Regions from separate parts of the Homo sapiens genome. Here all the other regions are linked to region 3. A link is a loop called in an ENCODE intact Hi-C map of the cell type or tissue named here. Cell type or tissue: mammary epithelial cell. All regions are shown on one strand. Links, peaks and the distances in the headings refer to the core of each region. The heading gives the core; the rest is flanking DNA.

Region 1 (6,273 bases), core at 2,271-6,270, 620 kb after region 3:
GAAGTAGTTTCCTTTTAAGCTGAGTCAGTTAGAATTAACATGGATTGAAAGAAAAAAAGATTAAACAACTTTTGAAAATAATTGTAACTACTGAAATGACAATAACTGAAATTTATTGAGAATACCGTACTTCAGGTATTGTGCTAGGACATTTACCTGGCTTATCTCATTTAACAATTATTTGGTGGAATCTAACAATTTTAAATTGCTCACAGTATTGGTAAGTTAAACTAGCAATTTGTTTTTATTTTCCCACACTGAATTATATATTAGATGCCTTTATTTTTTTAGTTTTGTAATTTAAAAAAATGTACCCAGGTCTTCATTGCAGATATTCTTCAGTATGGAAAACTCCCCATTTCCTCTCTACTTCTCTTTACTACCACTGTGCTTTTTTTTTTTAAGTTGGAAAGGTAGCCCATATTTTAGAACTATAAGATAATTTCCTGTAGGTTTTTATTCTAAATTTTTTGTTTAGAATAATATGAAAGCATTCATTTATGGGATGATATCTAATATTAGATAATATTAGATAATAATATTGTTGATATTATATGTCAGCTTTTATAGCTCATAGTCAAATTTACAACAATTCAATCTCAGATGTCTAGAATATATTTGTCCTTTCTGTAAATGATTTGCATCTTTTCATAAAATCTTAGTTTGAACTACCCAGATATGCCTTCTTGTTTTAGGGTGCTTCAAATGTCTTGGGCAAGAATTTAGGAGAATAATATAAATGATAAAGATGTAAACAAATGAACAATTACCACATTCTTTATAATGAAAGAATTGAAACTCTAGATGACAAGAAGATGGTATATATATGAGTAAATGTTAAAGCCCCGTCGTGTACACATGAGAATGTGGAAGGAAAGGGTCTTGTCCCCCTCGATGGGGACACACAGGGGATAGCAACTTGCCAATCTCAGACTGTGCAGGCACGTACCCTTCGAAGCAGCAGTTCCTCTGCATTATAGCACTGTGTGACACAGAGAAAAAAATAGGAACAAATGATGTGTCTGTAGCAAGGCTGCTTCTGGAGGTATTAATTTATGCATCTCTCCTCTCTCTGCTTCTCCTTCTTCCCTCTTCCTTTATTTCCTCCTGGAGTTGGGCCTTACAGCTCCTTGTCTGAGGGATCTGGGCAGGGAAGGCAGCAGAAGCTTCCAGAAGACAAAGGCTCTTCAGGCCAAGTGCCCTGGATACAGGGTGAAGAGAAGGAGCTTTGGAAAGAAAGATCTGAGGGTAAAGCCTGCAATGCCTCTCCTGGACCCAAGGATGGGTGAGTGACTGCTCTCTGGCCAAATGGCTGCTGCTTCATCCCTTGGTGAGAGGCACTCAGAGGGACGACTCGCAGCCTCAAGGAGGACGCCCTGTTCCTCTGGCCCAAAAGCAGCGAGAGCCTGATAACCGGGAGACAAGAGCAGGGGCCATCCACCTTCAGCAGGGACTGGCTATCCAACTGGCTTCTTCACCAGCCTGGTTGGAATTAAGTCCACTGGAAGGAAACAACAACTATTTTTAATATTAATTTAAGTTGTTTTTTTGTTTTGTTTTGTTTTGTTTGAGACGGACTCTTGCTCTGTCGCCCAGGCTGGAGTGCAGTGGCACAATCTTGGCTCACTGCAAGCTCTGCTTGCCGGGTTCACGCCTTTCTCCTGCCTCAGCCTCCCCAGTAGCCGGGACTACAGGCGCCTGCCACCACGCCCAGCTAATTTTTTGTATTTTTAGTAGAGATGGAGTTTCACCATGTTAGCCAGGATGGTCTCGATCTCCTGACCTCGTGATCCGCCCACCTTGGCCTCCCGAAGTGTTGGGATTACAGGTGTAAGCCACTGCGCCTGGCCTTAAGCTTTTACATTGGAATTTGTTTTGCCTTAAATTGGAAGAATAAAGACTGATTGGATGAATTGTGGAATCTATAGAAGGGAATATTCTGCCACTACTGAAATCCATGTGGTGCAGCCACACATGCTGATAGGGAAAGTGTCCAAGGTCCCACATTCAGTGAAAAAGCAAGACGTGTGATATGGTTTGGCTTTATGTCCCCACCCAAATCTCATGTTGACTTGTAATTCCCAGTGTTGGGGGAGGGACCAGGTGGAAGGTGATTGCATCATGGGGGCAGATTCCCCCTTGCTGTTCTCGTGATAGTGAGTTCTCATGAGATCTGATGGTTTAAAAGTGTGTGACAGTACCCGCTTCCCTCTCTCTCTCTCCTGATCGGCCATGTTAAGATGTGCTGGCTTCCCCTTTGCCTTCTGCCAAGGTTGTAAGTTTCCTGAGGCCTCCCCACCCATGCAGAACTGTGAGTCAATTAAACCTCTTTTCTTCATAAATGACCCAGTGTCAGGTAGTCATTTATAGCAGTGTGAGAACAATTAATACAACGTGGAATTTGATAAATATGATACATACATTCAAACACTTAATATACTGTATATACATACACACACATATACACATATGCATACATATACAAACATACACATATGTAAATACACACATACATACATACAAATACACAGACATGGGCACATAGACATACACACAAAGATGTACTCACAGACACACAAATACACAGACACAAGTACACAGACACACACACATATACTGTATACACACACGTGCATACACATATGTAATATGCATACACATACACAGAGACACAAATAAACACAAATAGACACACATACATACACCCACATAGACACACTCACCCCAAAGACACATACACATTCATATACACACACACACCCCATCTATCTATCCATCTATGTGCTCCATATGCACAGAGAATTTTGCAGTAAATGAGAAATGTAACAGTGATTACCTACGGGAGGGAGCAGTAAAGCATAAGACAATTTTTAAAATGCTGCATGTTGTGAGACTTTTAAAACACACATGTCTTAATTTATGATTTTTAAAAACGGTTTATAAATGGAAGAAATGTGAGAAAAGACATTTTTATATTTACTTGCACAGGCAAAAAATGTAAAGCCAACATATTTTTCGGAGCCTCATTTTCTAAATAATTATCTTCTTATTGATTATTTATAGATTGATTCAGAGAAAAATCACAAATTGTAAATCAAGTTGATTAGGATGTACTTCACTTGAGCTTTGGAAATATTTTGTGAATTCATTAATTTATAAATAAAATTGAGGGAAAATAATGGTATAATTAAAAATAGTTCCTACATGTTAGTGGACAACTTGCCTTCTAAGTTAGGACTTCAAAGTTGGTGAAACCCTTGTGCGCTTTATAGATTGGTTCTTCCTGCCCTCTGGTGGCCATTAATCGTTCCTACATATTAGTGGACAACTTGCCTTCTAACGGAGGACTTCAAAGTTGGTGAAACCCTTGTGCGCTTTATAGATTGGTTCTTCCTGCCCTCTGGTGGCCATTAATCGTTCCTACATATTAGTGGACAACTTGCCTTCTAACGGAGGACTTCAAAGTTGGTGAAACCCTTGTGCGCTTTATAGATTGGTTCTTCCTGCCCTCTGGTGGCCATTAATCGTTCCTACATATTAGTGGACAACTTGCCTTCTAACGGAGGACTTCAAAGTTGGTGAAACCCTTGTGCGCTTTATAGATTGGTTCTTCCTGCCCTCTGGTGGCCATTAATCGTTCCTACATATTAGTGGACAACTTGCCTTCTAACGGAGGACTTCAAAGTTGGTGAAACCCTTGTGCGCTTTATAGATTGGTTCTTCCTGCCCTCTGGTGGCCATTAATCGTTCCTACATATTAGTGGACAACTTGCCTTCTAACGGAGGACTTCAAAGTTGGTGAAACCCTTGTGTGCTTTATAGATTGGTTCTTCCTGCCCTCTGGTGGCCATTGCTCAAAATGCAGACAGAGCTGTGTGGAGGTGAAACAATGAAACTTTTTTTGTTTTTTCGCTTTGTTTTGTTTTGTTTTTGAGACGAAGTTTCGTTATAGTCACCCAGGCTGGAGTGCAATGGTGCAATCTCGGCTCACTGCAACCTCCGCCTCCCGGGTTCAAGCGATTCTTCTGCCTCAGCCTCCCGAGTAGCTGGGATTACAGGCGCCTGCCACCATGCCCAGCTAATTTTTGTATTTTTAGTAGAAACGGGGTTTCACCACGTTGGCCAGGCTGGTCTTGAACTCCTGACCTCAGGTGATTCGCCCGCCTTGGCCTCCCAAAGTGCTGGGATTACAGGCATGAGCCACTGCACCTAGCACAATGAAACTATTAATACAGCCCAGGCAGTGACTCACAGAAGCCTGAGAAATCCTCTCAATTTCCTCATTTTAATTTTGCAACATAATCTTGCTATCTTGATTAGTCTCACTCGATATTACTGACATAAAATCGAATTATGCCATCTCAAGTATTTCAGTTATATATTAAATTATCGAAAGCTACAGTAATTTTCTGTAAAACTTTTACATGTATAGTATATTGTTAGACCTTACCACAATAAGGGGTGTTTTGCAAATAAGAAAATAAAAACACTTTTAAGTGAACTTATTTTTTTTCTTACTGTTAGGTAAGTCCTTTAAATATTCTATATTTTTGTTTCACATTACCACTCCGTATGTTCTGTCAAGTGTACACTTACTATTCAGATTCCACGAGGAATAGAGTGACTCCGAGGGAGGCTGGTACACTTAGTAAGTGGCAGGCCCAAGGGTTGGAAAACAATCTGGCTCCTGAGTTTGTGTCTAAGCTTTCCTTCTTTTAAAAATCCATAGGGTTAATTGTGAAGTAATTTTTAAGCATTTAACTAGAATGTGTTGATAATGTGCAACTTGTAAAATCTTATAAGATACAATTTTTGTTTAAGGCAATGTTTGTTTACCTTTTTTTTTTTTTTTTTTCCTGAGACAGAGTCCTGCTCTGTTGACCAACCTGGAGTGTAGTGATGGGAGCTCTGCTCACTGCAACCTCTGCCTCCCGGTTTAAGCCTTTCTCGTGCCTCAGCCTCCCGAGTAGCTGGGATTACAGGAGCATGCCACCAAGCCTGGCTAATTTTTGTATTTTTAGTAGAGACGGGGTTTCACCATGTTGGTCAGCCTTGTCTCAAACTCCTGACCTCAAGTGATCCACCTGCCTTGGCCTCCCAAAGTGCTGGGATTTCAGGCGTGAGCCACTGTGCCCGGCTGGTTTACCGTATTTTTTAATACACTAATATGTGTTAGCCTCAAAGACCTAGTTTCTTCTATAAAGTTTATAAACCAGGCTTCATGATTTTAGGGGAGATGACTTTTTAGAATATCTAAAAGGAGATGTTTCATTTTTTAAACCAAAATTTAGAAGCAGAAGCTACCTGGCACTAGTGTCCTTTTATCCATCATGAAAGTCTAGTCCCTTTGGTAGGGGACAAATGGATGCTTGTGGCTCAAGAGAAAGTAAACCCTGAGAAAGAGTTACTGAGTTAGAGTATGGTTTCAGATAAAAACGGTGATTAACTTCAGAAGATTTTTTTTATAATTATGGAACTCCAGACTAAACATTCTTAGGGTTTCTGGTCCAAAAGAGCTTCATTAAAAAAATATATATATATATACTTGGACATTCCACTGATCGCCGCTGTTTCAGGTGGGGTCATTTTAAGCTGTTAGTCATCTCTGGACCAGTCGCTGTGATCATTCCAAATGATTTCCCCCTTGAATTTCAATGACATCTATGCTGGGCTCAAGGGCTCATGCCTGTAATGCCAGCACTTTGAGAGGCCAAGGTGGGTTGATCACTTGAGACCAGGAGTTTGAGACCAGCCTGGCCAACGTGGCAAAATCCTGTCTCTACTAAAAATACAAAAAAAAAAAAATTAGCTGGGCACGTTGGCTCATGCCTGTAATCCCAGCTACTCTGGAGACTGAAGCACGAGAATTGCTTGAACCCAGGAGGCAGAGGTTACAATGAACCGAGATGACACCACTGCACTCCAGCCTGGGCAACAGAGTAAGACTGTCAAAAAAAAAAAAAAAAAGAAGAAGTCAATGACATTTGGCTTATGTATGCAACTCATACAGTGCTGACTTTAAACAGCCAGTACAGTAGGAGAAAGGGAACGACCCCCAAGAACTAGAGAAGAATCATCATCGCATAGGAGTTAAGCACATAAGCCCCATGTGTAACGGACCAGGTCAGGTGCTTGCTGAGTCACCAGTGATGCATCTGGAGATGTGTGACTCCCTGCAGCATCAAAGCAACTCCTGGGAAGTCTCACGGAGGCAGAAGAGAGACTCAGTTATAAATGCAAATGCTAAATCTGGCCGGCTGTACTGCCTATGTG
Region 2 (6,273 bases), core at 2,271-6,270, 50 kb after region 3:
TTATTTATGTTACTCACAACCACAGTATCACTATGCGGTAACTGTTACAACTGTCTAAGTTTTCTTTCTTTCTTGAGTCTTATACTAAAATTTCCGCCCACTTGTTGGACCTATCCTCACAGATGTTTTAGCTACACTTAAATTTAACTTCCCCCTGGAAAAACTGTTTTTTCAAATGAAATCTGTTCTTCCTTCAGTGGTTATGGCATCGCTTTCCCACTTAAGCAGGTCCTAGGCAACATCATCATTTTTGACTGTGCCCCAGCCCATTGCTTGCTCTCTATGTAGTATTAGATTACGTTCAGCCTCCCTACGTATTGTAAGTTGGGTCTAAATGTTTCTCTGTACATGGTGTAAATGAAAAAAGTATCTGAGACAGGTCTCAATCAATTTAGAAGTTCATTTTGCCAGGGTAAAGGACATGCTTGAAAGAAATAAACATGGAATCACAGAAACAGTCTGCAGTCTGTGCCTTTCTGCAAAGATGACTTTGAGGGTTTCTTTTTTTGAGACAGAGTTTCACTCTTGTTGCCCAGGCTGGAGTGCAGTGGTGTGAACTCGGCTCACTGCAACCTCTGCCTCCTGGGTTCAAGTGATTCTCCTGCCTCAGCCTCCCGAGTAGCTGGGATTACAGGCGCATACCACCATGCCTGGCTAATTGTATTTTTAGTAGAGACGGCCTTTCTTCATGTTGGTCAGGCTGGTCTCGAACTCCCAACCTCAGGTGATCCGCCTGCCTTGGCCTCCCAAAGTGCTGGGATTACAGGTATGAGCCACCACACCTGTCCGAGGGTTTCAATACTTAAAAGGGAAGGGTGGGCTGGAGATGAAAGAGAGAGGGTATGGTCCCATTACCGGATCCACATGTTCAGGAGAAAGGGAGCACGTGGGCGAATAGTCACTGATATTTTCGTCTTGTGCTCAGTAAATTGCCACCTTATATAAGATAAGGTAACCCTAGAGTAGCTACCAGTGAAGGAGATATTTAACCTTTTGTCTGTAGCTGTCTGAGTAAGAACAAAAGGAAAGGCAGCTTGTTGTATGACTCAGCTTTCAGCTTAACTTTTTTCCTATGGCAGAGTGAATTGGGGTCCTATGTTTTTATTTTCTTTTCACAATTGTGAACTGTGACCTAACGGGATGTGTCAACAGTCTGTCACCTTCTCTCTCTCTTTATTATTATTATTATTATTATTATTTTGAGACAGAGTTTCACTCTTGTTGCCCAGGCTGGAGTGCAGTGGCGCTCTCTTGGCTCTCTGCAACCTCCACCTCCTGGGTTCAATCAATTCTCCTGCCTCAGCCTCCCCAGTAGCTGGGATTACAGGTGCGTGCCATGGCTGGCTAATTTGTGTCATTTTTAGTAGAGATGGGGTTTTGCCATGTTGGCCAGGCTGGTCTCGAACTCCTGACCTCAGGTGATGCACTTGCCTTGGCCTCCCAAAGTGCTGGGATTACAGGTGTGAGCCACCATGCCTGGCCTGTCACTTACTCTTATAGTTTCAGCCAACTGCATGTAGCCAACTGTTCAAACTGTGTTCAAAGAAGGCAGAGGCCGAGGTGTAATCCATCCAGCTGTACCTCACTTCCATTTTCCATATGTCACTGTCCTTTTTCTGTGCATTAAATCCAACCATGTGGCTGCTCTGGAGTCATTCTGAACCTATTCTGGTTCCAGGGCTGCCTGATTCTTGAATTGTTCTTAGCTCAATTGAACTCTGTTAAATATGATTTGTTTAAAGTTTTTATTTTAATAGAAGAATGAATTCCATCAATTCTACTTTGGTAATGTGTCCAGAACACATTCCCTTCTTTCTCTTCAACTATTCTCCCCTTCACCAGTGCACTGGGGTCTAAATGCTCTTCTGCTTTTCGTTTTGTCTTCCTGACCCAACCGACCCACTACTCTCCGACTGAACCTTCTGAAGCACAGCTTGGATTACCCTGCTCCTTCGCTCAAAGCTTTAATGATTCCCCATCGCCTGAACCTAAGGCCCAAACTCCTGTGTGTGGCACGCAGAGACTGTCCCAGCAAGCTCTGACTCAAACTTCTCTTCCATTCTTCACTGTCATTGTGTGCGTTCCATTCCAACCAGACTTGCCCCCGTTTCCCAGCATATCCTTTTTCCTCCATGATCATGTGATGTGTGGGGGCCACGGCCATTGGTCCCCTCAAGGTTTGCTGGAAAATCACTGGCATGAGGCAGATTGATTAACAGGAGAAAATGCAAACAAATTTGTTTAATGTGTATATACGGGAGCCTTCAGGATGAAGACTCAACTGTTACCGGAAAGGGGTCCTGATCCAGACCTCAAGAGAAGGTTCTTGGATCTCGCATAAAAAACAATTCAGGGTAAGTCCACAGGGCAAAGCAAAAGCAAGTTTATTAAGAAAGTAAAGTGGTGAAAGAGCGGCTACTCCATAGACAGAGGAGGATGGTCCCGAAAGTAAGAGGAGGAACCTGTCTACCCTAGGTATAATACTTGTTTATATATAATATTAAATCATCATGGGAGATATGCTCTGCTACAAGGATTTGTGATAAAGGATTAATTTTCTAATTACTATATTTTGCAAAAATTGATATTATTATCATTAAAGGAAAATTAGGAATGCTTCTGTTCTCAAGATATCGGGATATCAGGACACTCCTAAGTCTGCCTCTATTTAGTAAACATTAATTATCTGTTTCCTTGACCATAAACATCTAGAGACTACGAATATCTAACTTTCTGGGAATGCAGCCCAGCAAGTCCCAGCCTCATTTTCTAGCCCTCACTCAAGATGGAGTCGCTCTGGTTTGAACACCTCTGACACAACTTTCCAAAGAGGTACAGGAACTTATGTCCTATCTTGAGGCCACAGTAAAGAGGGCAGACTCGGAGCAGGGCCAGAAACAGGTTATGTTGGTCAATGAAGTTGAGTGGCAAGACTGTTGATGAGAGGGAGAGAGGAAGAGGCTTGGCTAGCACAGGTGGCCTTGTTATGTAGATGAAGTCTCCCTCAGAGAGAATAGATAGTAAATGCTTCTTTTAGACTTTCAAGGGTCAGAATCCCAACCTCTCCTGGATCTGGGTAAGATAAAGGAAGTGGGGTGGGGTTATGGCTGCATTCATAGAGATCCTCTACAGATGCAAAATTTCCCCCCAAAAGCCCCAACTTTGCAAGGCCACTTCCATTTGCTGGCCTAGTGGCAGTCATTTTAAAAAAAAATGTTAAATGGCTGGATGCAGTGTTTCACACCTGTAATCCCAGCACTTTGGGAGGCCGAGGCGGGTGGATCATGAGGTCAGGAGTTCAAGACCAGCCTGGCCAAGATGGTGAGACCCCTCCGTCTCTACTAAAAATACAAAAAAATTAGCCGGGCATGGTAGTGGGCATCTGTAATCCCAGCGACTTGGGAGGCTGAGGCAGGATAATTGCTTGAACCCAGGAGACGGAGGTTGCAGTGAGCCAAGGTCATGCCACTGCACTCCAGCCTAGGCGACAGAGCAAGACTCCGTTTCAAAAAAAAAAAAAAAAGTTAAATATTTTGGGGTAAAATATTTTAATTTCCTGCAGATGTAATTCCTACTTTAGAGCCCAGTTCTATTGTTACCTGCTCCATGAAACTTCCAGAATCTTCCTCCTTGTGTCCTCTCTGAGCTCCCAGAGCACCTGTCTGCTCCACCCCAGGGTTTATGGACAGTGGAGACACACCATGAAATGTCTCACTGCATTGAAAATTTGTAGTAAGTACTCACTGATGAAAAAAATGTTTAATGTGTATGTCCTACGTAGTGCCTTACATTTTTATTAGGCTTTTACTAAGTATTTAACATTTATTGGCCAGGTGCAGTGGCTCATGCCTATAATCCCAGCATTTTGGGAGGCCAAGGAGAGAGGATCACTTGATCCCAGGAATTCGAGACCAGCCTGGGCAACATAGTGAGACCCTGTCTCTGCTTAAAAAAAAAAAAAAAATTAGCCAGGCGTGGCATGCAACTTTGGTCCCAACTATTTGGGAGGATGAGGTGGGAGGACCACACGAGCCCAGGATGTTGAGGCTGCAGTGAGCCGTGATTGCACCACTGTGCTACAGCCTGAGCAACAAAACAAGACTGTCTCAAAGAAATAAAGTAAAATAAAATAAAATTTATTCTTCAACGTACATGTGTTGTTTCTCTGTTCAGCCACTGGAGGGCACTAGTGAAGTCCTTAAATAACTGATCCACTGTTGAGATGAGTTTTTCATGCTCTAGAGGTTGTGTGTGTGTGTGTGTGTGTGTGTGTGTGTGTGTGTGTGTGTGTGTGTGTGTGTGTACATGAGTACTGACGCATCGAGAAAAATACTATTTATAGATTTTCTTTTGTTTTTAAAAGTTAATAATCTACTAAAGATAATAACCACAGTCTTTCTTAAGGTTTTGCATTCAGCTTGTGAATCTTATTATTCATAAGCCTAGAAAATTTGTATAATCACTTTTAAAGGGAATACACATGAATTTTGGGTCTCTTTTACAGTCTTAGATAAATGCTCTTAAATATTTTAGGTTGCCTATAAATTTAATATATTCTATTTTCTTTTGAGGGTTTTGACAAACTTTCCCAAGTACTGTAAATAATTCTTTAAAAATCTAATAAATTAAACTATACCTATGGTAATTAAGTACTCTTCACTGTTCTAAAGCTGTCTACAAGTGATTAAGATTTGTACTTAAGATCACAAGTGTAAATTTATTGACAACATTTACACTTCTAAAATTGGAATTACATGGCTGACTACGATTGTATTAGGCCAAACACTCTTAAATATTATAAACGCTGTATTTGAAATGCCAAGTTGGCACAGCTTCCTTATCACAGCAGCTTCAGTACATCCTTATTTAATGGATTCACTTACAATTATTTATTGAGCACCCATCACGTGCTCGTCACAGTTCCAGACATGGGGGACACAGCATTGAACAAAACAGAAGAAACCCCAGTCCTCATGGAGTTTATGTTGTAGTGAAAGACAATAAACACTATAAGGTAGTAAATTATACCACAGGTTAAAAGATGGCAGGTGCTCTTGGGGAAAAGTAGAGGACACTAAGAGGGAATGGATTGCAGCTTCAAAAAAGTGGGCATTGTAGCCTCCAAAGAAAGCAGCTTTGACAAGGACTTCAAGGGAGTGACAAGGGAGGCAGCAGATATTTGAGGAGAGAACATTACTAGTAAGAGGAACTATTAGAGGAGTTCAAACCAGACCGACTCCATCCTGAGTGAGCGCTAGGAAAATGAGGCTGGGACTTGCTGGGCTGACTCCCAGAAAGTTGGGTATTCCTGGCCTCAAGATGTTTATGGTTAAGGGAACAGATTGATAACATTTACTAAACAGACTCAGACTTGGGAGTGTCCTGATGTCCTGATATCTTGAGAACAGAAGCATGCCTAAGTTTGCTTTAAATATAATAATATTGATTCTTGCAAAAAATAGTAATTAAGAAAATTAATCCTTTATCACAAACCCTTGTAGCAGGGGACATCCCCCCAATCTTCTTTTGTCCTATATATAAACTAGCATTGTACCTAGGGGGGACAGGTTCCTCCTCTTACTTTCGGGACCATCCTACTCTGTCTATGGAGTAGTTGCTCTTTCAATTCCTTTGCTTTGGCCCTTGGACTTGCCCTGGGTTCTTTTCTGCATGAGATCCAAGAACTCTCTATTGGGGTCTGAATCAGGATCCCTTTCTGGTAACAGAACCAGCAATGAAGATTTAGAAGGGGGAGCCACGGAGGGAGAAGGAAAGCAGTGGAGTGTCCTGGAAGCCCAGTTGGAAAAAAGTCTATCCAGGAGGAGGTCATGGTCGTGGTCCCATGTGTTACAGGATACTCCTAAGTCATGTGAGTGAGGGCTGGGGCTTGGGTGCTGGATTTAGGCTGACCTTGAAGAGAGGGTTCAGTGGAATGATAGGGATGCAAGCCGGATTAATGGGGGTTGAATGGAGAGAGAAAGAAGAGAGTATAGAGAAATTGTCAGAGCGTTGCTGTAAAAGAAGGCAGAGTAACGTGCTACTCTCTGGAAGAGGCGATAAGTCAAGAGTTGTTGGCTGGGTGCGGTGGCTCACACCTGTCATCCCAGCACTTTGGGAGGTGGATGCGTGAAGATTGCTTGAGCCCAGGAGTTTGAGACCAGCCTGAGCAACATAGTGGGACCCTGTCTCCATTTTTATTTTTTAAAAAGTATTGTTTCTAGCATTGGAGAAAGAAAAATGGGTTTGCTTGCTAGTGTGAATGATGCAGAGGGG
Region 3 (8,580 bases), core at 2,342-6,341:
GGTTAAGACTGCTTTTCTTTTTATTACCTCCTTAAGGAATAAAGTTGGGGTACTGATTTGAGATATTTCTTACTTTCTAATGTAAAGTGTTTACACCTGTAAGTTTCTCTCTCAGCAATGCTTTTGTTGCATTCCATAAGTTTTAGCATGTTGTGTTTTCATTTCCATTTGAAGGTATTTTCTAATTTCCTTTGTGATTTGTTTTGACTCATTGATTGTTTAATAATGTGTTGTTTAATTTCCACATACTTATAAATTTTTTAGATTTCCTTTTGTTACTGCTTTTTAGTTTCACTCTCTGTGTTAAAAAAATTAGTCTGTATGATTTCAGTCTTTATAAATGTATTAAGACTTGTTTTGCAGCCTGACATACCGTCTATCCTGGAATGTTCTACATGCACTTGAGAAAAATGTATAATCTACTGTTGTTGGGTGAAGGGCTCTGTATGTCTGTTAGGTCCATTTGGTCTGAGTGCTGTTTAAGTCTTCTACTTCCTTATTGATTTCCTGTCAGGTTATCTATCCCAATAGTTGGTTAAAAAAAAAAATACTAGGGAAAATACAGAGTTGAAAAGGGTACTCGGTTATGAATATTATCATAAACCGATAGAAAAGTATCAATTTGGCAAACATTTTGGAAGGCAAATAGACAATATTAACAAAACTAAAACTTGCAACCCACTTCTAAACATCTATAATAGAGACACAAACATGGTCCCTCCTTGTGCACCAGAAGGTAAAGTACAGCACTGTTTTTAATATGAAAAAAATTAGAAATATACAAAAATAGCCATTCTTAAAAGACTGGTTAAATAGATTATGGTACTTTAACACACTATGGAATACAATACAGCAACCAAGAAGAATTAGGGAGCCTGCTTTATATGTACCAATAAAACATAAATTAAAAAAAGCAAGCTATAGCATATATACAGGATAATCATATATCTGTAGTCATTACACATACTGTATGAAAATAGATAAATAAAAAGAAAACAATCTGGACAAACATCAAATAATAACTGGATACTTCAGAGGCTGAAGGCAGTAAAAGAGGTCTTTAAAAAAACGGTTTCAATTTTTTGCCAGAACAATGTATTCATGTATTAAAAAGGAGACATAAGTATTTAAATACATTGCAGTCTAGGAATGATTAAGCTTAAAGATAAGTAGCTCTGTATTGCTCAATGGCTTCTCAGAGCACTAATCAGCAATAATTGTTTTGTATTTAACTTTTATTTTTGGCCAAGAACACCATTTTCTTATATCAACACCTGAACCAGCAGTTGGCTTTCTTTTTTGGACCTCTGTCACAGCAAAACAATGTTTTATTATCTTATAAGGCAACCAGTAGAAATCATAGCTAAATCAAAGTGCAGGTGGAGGGCAACAGTAAGCTAGGTAAGTCACTAGGTTTCACATGCCAGCTAGCTTCACACTATTCAAATCTGTGCTTTGCAACATGATCAAATTACCTGTCATGGTTCTAAGAGGTTGTTTCTCAAAAGTGGTATTTGGAATGTTAAATCAGAAACTGCCAAGACATTATTATAATTATAAACAATCACAATGCTTTTAAAATTATTTATCATTTATATGTTATTTATTAGGACTAAAACACTTATTATTATGTTTAATCTAAAAATGGCAGAGTATACCAATACTCAAAATATAACCCCCAGGCTGGGCGCAGTGGCTCGCACCTGTTATCTCAGCACTTTGGGAGGCCGAGGCAGGTGGATCACGTGAGGTCAGGAGTTCGATACCACTCTGACCACCAGAGTGAAACCCTGTCTACTAAAAACACAAAATTAACCCGGCTACTTGGGAGGCTGAGGCAGGAAAATCACTTGAACCTGGGAGGCAGAGGCTGCAGTGAGCAGTGAACCGAGATTGAGCCATTGCACTCCAGCCTGGGCAACAAGAGCAAAACTCCACATTAAAAAAAAAAAAAAAAAAAAAAAAAAATATATATATATATATATATATATGCACACACACACACACACACACACACACACACACACACAACACACACACACACACACACACACCTCCTTTTAACTTCTAGGAAAACGGAAAACTGAGATCCTAAATTTGAAGTTTCAGAAAAAGAACATACTTTAAAACATTTCTTTAGAAGTGTTCTAGTTTGTGTTATAATCACTAACTATCAGAGTTAAAGAAATTAAGTCACAAAAATATGCTCAGTATACTCATGCCAGTGTTATTTCACATTAACAAAGTCAACAGTCACTTTTGACTCTTCCTATCAAAATAAAAAGGAAAGATTGTAGTTGCTAACATACACAGCTGAGAAACACATTTGGAAAACTAATACTGTGTTCTTTTAAAAATGAATAATTGTATATATAATACAGAAGTAAGTCAGCCTAGTAAGACAAGGCTGAAATTTTACCTAGAGAAAAATTTGATAAACAATCACAGCTTCAAGACAAAATAGCTAATGATCCATAACATGAAAATTCAATTGACATCAGAATTAAATTCTTCATATAAGATATCCAAAGTCCAAATACGTAATACAATGATCATGTTATATGCTTATGTAAGTCCAAGGTCTTATGTCATTCATTTGACCTGTATTATTAATATTTCATTCATTAATTCAATATTTACGGAGTATCTATTTTATCTATCTATCTATCTATCTGTCTGTCTGTCTATCTATCTATCTATCTATCTATCTATCTATCTATCTATCTATCTATCTATCTATCTCAGGCACGGAGGCATATAAAGTAGAATGGCTCCTAGCAACAGGCATCAAATAATTGTACTAACAGATTATGTTTAGCTTATTACATAAAAACTGTTGTATTTAGATGTAAGTCCAAGCAAAAATCAGGGGGAGGGAGGAATAACTTTAAGAATGTCACATTCTAGTTTTTAACTCTAGCTATACATGAGAATCACCTGGTATCTTTAAAAAATAAAAAGAAAAATCAAATGTTCCTAGGTCCCAATGTCACTTATCCTCATTTCCTCCCCTATTCCTCCATTCATATATGGAATTGGTCTGGAATAGGTCCCGTAGCACACTTCTCCTGCTACACAAGCCACCCTCAGGTGACTCTGATCTGCAGCCAGGGTTGAGTATCTCTGTTTTAGCCAATCATTATTTTCAAAGTATAAATACAGCTTAATGCTACTGGGATCATCAGAACTTCAAGCCTTTTGTTTGATTCACTATTTGTACTGAGCAGGCTTTTCTATAGCTCTGAAAAAGTAAAAGTTAACTCTGTAGAAAACTCACAGCAATGCAAATAAATTTTGTAGGTAGAGATGCAGATGAGGATATTAATATTTTATATATAATTTGGTAATCTCAGTCCACCATTCTTTCCTTCAGTGACTAGTGTATGTCAGTGTTTCCTAGTCCTTTGATCAGCTTTTCTATAATGTTGGTTAACTCATTAATAAGTTAATTCTTTGACAGGTCTTTACTTTTAAAGAAAAAAAAAAACAGAGCAACTAGCATAACCAAAAAAAAAAAAAAAGAAAACCCACAAATAAAATCCACAACAAAGAGAAAGATTCCCCTTAAACCTCAAAATATGAGCAGAGTGACAAACCAGACAGTTATGAGGCCCACAAAGTATCAGCATTTGTGTATGATGAGGCAGAGGGAAGGCACGGGGTTTTTCTGATGGCCCTGGGAACAGGAGAATCCCTTCAACCTCCCCTGAAGCCTCAATGGCATACTAGTCTCAGAATAGCAGCCTCATCTGGGAAAGGCTCTGAAGGATCTTGTTCTCAGGCTGAGAACAAGAACAATGCCATGCAAATAGGTGTTAGAGCAGTCTGGGCCATGTAAACTCTTGAAACTGATACTTCTTTTAGAAAAACTCCTAGGAGTAGACTCCAGACTGAGAAGAACAGGGCAACAGAAGCAAAGACAAGAAAAGTTCCAGATAAAAGAGAAAGGGAGCAGAAAAGATCTCAGAAAGGATGAAACCATACTTTGAAAAATCACCTTGTGAACACAACACAAGAGGGAGCTCTAGAGTTATGAAGCTGAAAAGGCTATCCTGGCCTATTCCTCTCACCATACAGGAAACTTACTGCACTGAAAAATGAGCGACAGAAGTATTAAGAATTCCACTTAAAACTATTATAAGGAAACACAGACTGGAGTAGAATCATGTCTCTACAGCGTGAAGTAAATTAAGAAAATTACAGAAGCTCTGAAGAAACATAAGACTCAGAAATTAGGTGACTGGAGAAGGAATTGAAATGAGAGGTGATAGAACTAAGAATTAAAAATAAAAAAAATTATTTCAGAATGAAAAGTACAATGCTTAATGCATTAGGGAAAAAAGGAGGATGGCTTTAAAAATAAAAAGATAAAAAGTTTTGAGAAAAAGTAATAAATAGAAAAGATTTTAAAAGATGAAGATCCAAGATAATATAAAGGGTACAGAGGGGAAACAAAATACAATAAATACCAAAAGGTATAATTCAAGAAAAAAAAAGTTCCTAAAACAAAAGATGACCTGAAACTACACATTTATTATGACTTTGAAAAGACATAGTTTATGCCAGAACACAATGGAGTAAAATATTAAATATACTCAATGAAAGAAAAGGTGAGCCATGGGTTTCATATCCGTCCAAATGAACCTTCAAGTATAAAGGTTGCAAACAAACTGAAAAGAACATGCAACATGCAAGTACTTGGGGAATACCATGAACACTGCCTGAGAATCTACTCAACTCCAGGGCAGGGGTCAGCAAACTTTTTCTGTGAAGGGCCAGAGAGTCAATACTTTTGGCTTTACAGGTCCTATGGTTCCTGTCACAACTGCTCAGCCCAGATACTGCAGTGTTTACGAAGGCAGCTATAAACAAAACATAGAGAGATCAGTCACATATGGCTTGTGGGTCATGGTTGCTGACCCCTGTACTAGAGAATGAGCTTCAGAAACCAAAACAAACAAACAAAAAAACTAGAAAGGACTCAACATGAGGACTGGTGCTGAGAATTAAATATATATTTACCAGTAGAACTAAGACTACCTGATGGTTATCAGGGTCTACAGTATAGCTCGTAATGGCTAAAAGCTCTGACAAACTATTTTTAAAAATGGGAGGAAAGTGGTGAATGTACATGAAAAGTAAAATAAGCTCACTTACTGCCTTAAATGCATTAACTACAAGTCAAGCAATAGTATTTCAAATCAGAAGAGAAAGAGGGTAGGGAGAAGTGCTAGTTAACTAAATGCTCATAGGAATTAACCCATTTATAGTAGCCCAAAAGGTATTACATAAGGTATCAGTATAAAGAACCATTAGAACAAAAACACAAACCTACCTAAATATCAAAAGATATACCAAAGCAAAGAGCAAACATACAAACAAAACATTAAGAAAGACAGTAGGCTACATACAGTTCATCCAAGAAAGTGGAATACTATATATATATAGTTGCTTATATATTTTAAAAGTGGAAGGATAAACCATAAAATTAAAAAAAAAAAAGATTTCATCTGAAAGAGTGAGTAGGGTAGAAGAGTCAGGAATATGAACAAGAATCCTCTGTAGAATGACTTCAAAATTCTACATAATTCTGTCACACAATTATAAGATAAATTTAAAAAGCAGTAATTCTTAAACAATAAAATTTTTTTTAAAAACCAAATGAGCTGTTGGTGTAATTACACACAGAAGTGAGTGTAATAATTTAAAAACACAGTAATTTGACTGTACATCCCTACTATGTTATAACCTATAGGTTTAAACAAAGCTGAAAAATGCAAGAAAACATAAAACGTTTTCAGTAATCAATAATAATGCAAGCTGTTGTCTTTGAACTGTAGTATAAATCAAATGCATAATTAAATCAATGTCTCTGGACTTTTGGTGAAGTTGAAGGAACTCTACATAGTAAGACTGATAAGATTAAGTTAAATCCCTTTATCTTTGAATCTGAAATTTCAATATAAATTCATATTTTGTTTTGTTTTTCTAAAATTATATTTATCTCCTAGCTCTATTCATTAAAAAGTCCTATCAACAATGACCAATCCAGTAGAAGGGAGTATTCCCAATGCCCAGATTTTAGCCTCTACCATTTCCCAAAGCAACCAGACTCCTTTTAGAAATGACTGATTCCAGGCATAGAGCAAAAAAATAGGACCTGCAATAATTTGTCATCCTAGAAGACAAGGAGGCTATTAAGCCACTAGATGTGAGATAAAGGTCATGTCAAAAGGACACAGGAACCATCCTGAAACAGCATCCAACAGCCAAAGACAGATATGTGAGGCATCAGTAAGAATAACTGAAATGAGGCCAGGCGTGGTGGCTCATGCCTGTAATCCCAGCACTTTGGGAGGCCGAGGTAGGAGCACTGCTTGAGACTAGGAATTTGAGGCCTTCCTGGCCAACATAGTGAGACCCTGTCTTTTCTACAAAACAAAATTTAAAAAAAACTGAATCCATGTAAAACAAGTATTTATATGCATGAGTTCATAATACTAAGGAGAAAAAAAAATCATTACTTACTTTCAGAGAATGCTAATGAATAGAATTCGTTATTGTTGAAAACTGACAAAGGAAAAGAATCAAGCACTTGTTCTGCTTTTATTATAAATCAGAACTTCAGAGTAATCAAATGGCCGACAAGGTGAATTTTCTCTTTACAGATGTATTCCAGTTAATAAACAGAGGTCTGATAAAGACATGTCATCACTTTGCAACCACCAAGAAAAAAATGCATGTAGGCAATGAGCATCCATTTTGAGAGCATCACAGAAAGGCATTACATACTTTTTGAGGTAAGTACATGGCCCAAAAAACCCACACTGGATCAGCTCTCTAGATCTAATTACCAACTTGTCAGAAATACAGGGAATAGAGGAACATAGTCAATGATACCATGGGGATGCAATCATAAATATTCAGGCTATAAAAAGATCTATAGGAAAATCCTGCATGACATGTTTCTTCAACAACAAAAAATTCCAAGAAAATAGTTAGAGGGGAAACCAATGAACTAAAAGAGACTTAAGAGATATAGTTAAGGCCGGGCGCGGTGGCTCACGCCTGTAATCCCAGCACTTTGGGAGGCCGAGGCAGGCGGATCACGAGGTCAGGAGATCGAGACCATCCTGGCTAACACGGTGAAACCCCGTCTCTACTGAAAATACAAAAAATTAGCCGGGCGTGGTGGCGGGCACCTGTAATCCCAGCTACTTGGGAGGCTGAGGCAGGAGAATGGTGTGAACCCGGGAGGCGGAGCTTGCAGTGAGCAGAGATCGCGCCACTGCACTCCAGCCTGGGCAAAAGAGCGAGACTCTGTCTCAAAAAAAAAAAAAAGAGATATAGTTAATCATAATGTATGTGTCTTATTTGGACTACAAACAGGCAAAATGAACCCCAAACCAAAAAAAACCTAAACAAACAAAAAACCCCACAAAAACACACAAACAAGATCAAGAAAATGCATGAATTCTGAACTGAATCTGATATTAAGGAATTATTTGTACTGTTTTGTAGAAAGTGTATTTTATTATGTTTTTAAAAAGTTCTTATCTAAGGTCCGGCATGGTGACTCACACCTGTAATCCCAGCACTTTGTGGGGCCGAGTCTGGAATTCAAGACCAGCCTGGACAACATGGCAAAACCCTGTCTCTACTAAAAATACAAAAATTAGCCGGGCATGGTGGCACACACCTGTAATCTCAGCTACTCAGGAGGCTGAGGCAAGAGAATCTCTTGAACCCAGGAGGCGGAGGTTGCAGGGGGCCGAGATCGCACCACTGCACTCCAGCCTGGGAGACAGAGCGAGACTCCGCCTCAAAAAAAAAAAAAAAAGTTTTTATCTAAGACAATAAAGATAGTAAATGGAATATTTACAGATGAAAGGACATGACATCTAGGATTTACTTCAAAATAATTCATATATTGATAACTGCTAAAGCTTAGTTGAAGACCACGTATTTTACTGTGGCAAACTACAAATACTATTTCTGTATTTGATTTGATTTGAAACATACCTAAAAATAATCAAGGTTGTCATTTCATACTTTTTTCTTTTTTTGAATACAAGATATTTTAAATGCAACTAAAACTGTTTTGCAAAATGCTTACAACTTAAAACACATAATTCTTCTATGAAGACACTGTGTACTAAAAATAAGAAAAAAATTGACTTGCTGGATTTGTTAAAATGTTGATGAGCAGATTATAAAAATTTAATTTTTAGAAAATATCTTGTCTTTAAAAAGAAACAGCAGCTGCTGCTGTTAAACATAATATGAAACATTTTTAAAAATCACATTTAAAAATGTACAACTCTTTTATAACCTTAAAAAAAGACTCTCCAAAACCAAGATGCTACAGTAAAATTTACTAACTGGCAAAAATGATGTTAGTAATTCCAAAGATACTAGGTTTTTGGACTTAAGTACAATTTCATATAAGAAAACTTCAAGTATTTTAAAGTGTGTGCTGAGTGTTAGTTTATTCTATGTCACATACTTGAAGCCTTGAAGCCCATGGGCCACATATGACTTACAGATAAGTTATTTTGCTTGCATGTATTTTTTAAGAAA

Evidence for each region. Peaks named below come from ENCODE experiments on the same cell type or tissue, not always from the same donor. Only the 100,000 strongest peaks of a DNase experiment are listed, where the experiment ranks them.
Region 1: it touches region 3 in a loop (14-fold over the local background); 23 of 110 quality-filtered maps call a loop at or near these places.
Region 2: it touches region 3 in a loop (13-fold over the local background); 15 of 110 quality-filtered maps call a loop at or near these places.

The regions. Positions count from the first base shown.
Region 1 is chr10:4,813,015-4,819,287 of GRCh38, reverse strand. No RefSeq gene overlaps it. Among named protein-coding and RNA genes, the nearest start is that of AKR1E2, 10 kb to the left of the region's middle. RefSeq lists enhancers at 3,724-3,773, 3,210-3,857. In mammary epithelial cell, for the core only: CTCF peaks have their summits at 3,248 (motif pointing left) and 3,840 (motif pointing left); DNase peaks (open chromatin) are centred at 3,862, 4,263 and 6,147; H3K27ac peaks cover 1,879 bases.
Region 2 is chr10:5,382,113-5,388,385 of GRCh38, reverse strand. No RefSeq gene overlaps it. Among named protein-coding and RNA genes, the nearest start is that of TUBAL3, 20 kb to the left of the region's middle. RefSeq lists an enhancer at 2,699-3,317. In mammary epithelial cell, for the core only: a CTCF peak has its summit at 4,179 (motif pointing right); a DNase peak (open chromatin) is centred at 4,225.
Region 3 is chr10:5,429,637-5,438,216 of GRCh38, reverse strand. The region is part of intron 3 of NET1 (neuroepithelial cell transforming 1); the gene reads right to left. Among named protein-coding and RNA genes, the nearest start is that of NET1, 21 kb to the right of the region's middle. In mammary epithelial cell, for the core only: a CTCF peak has its summit at 4,018 (motif pointing right); a DNase peak (open chromatin) is centred at 3,646; H3K27ac peaks cover 1,540 bases.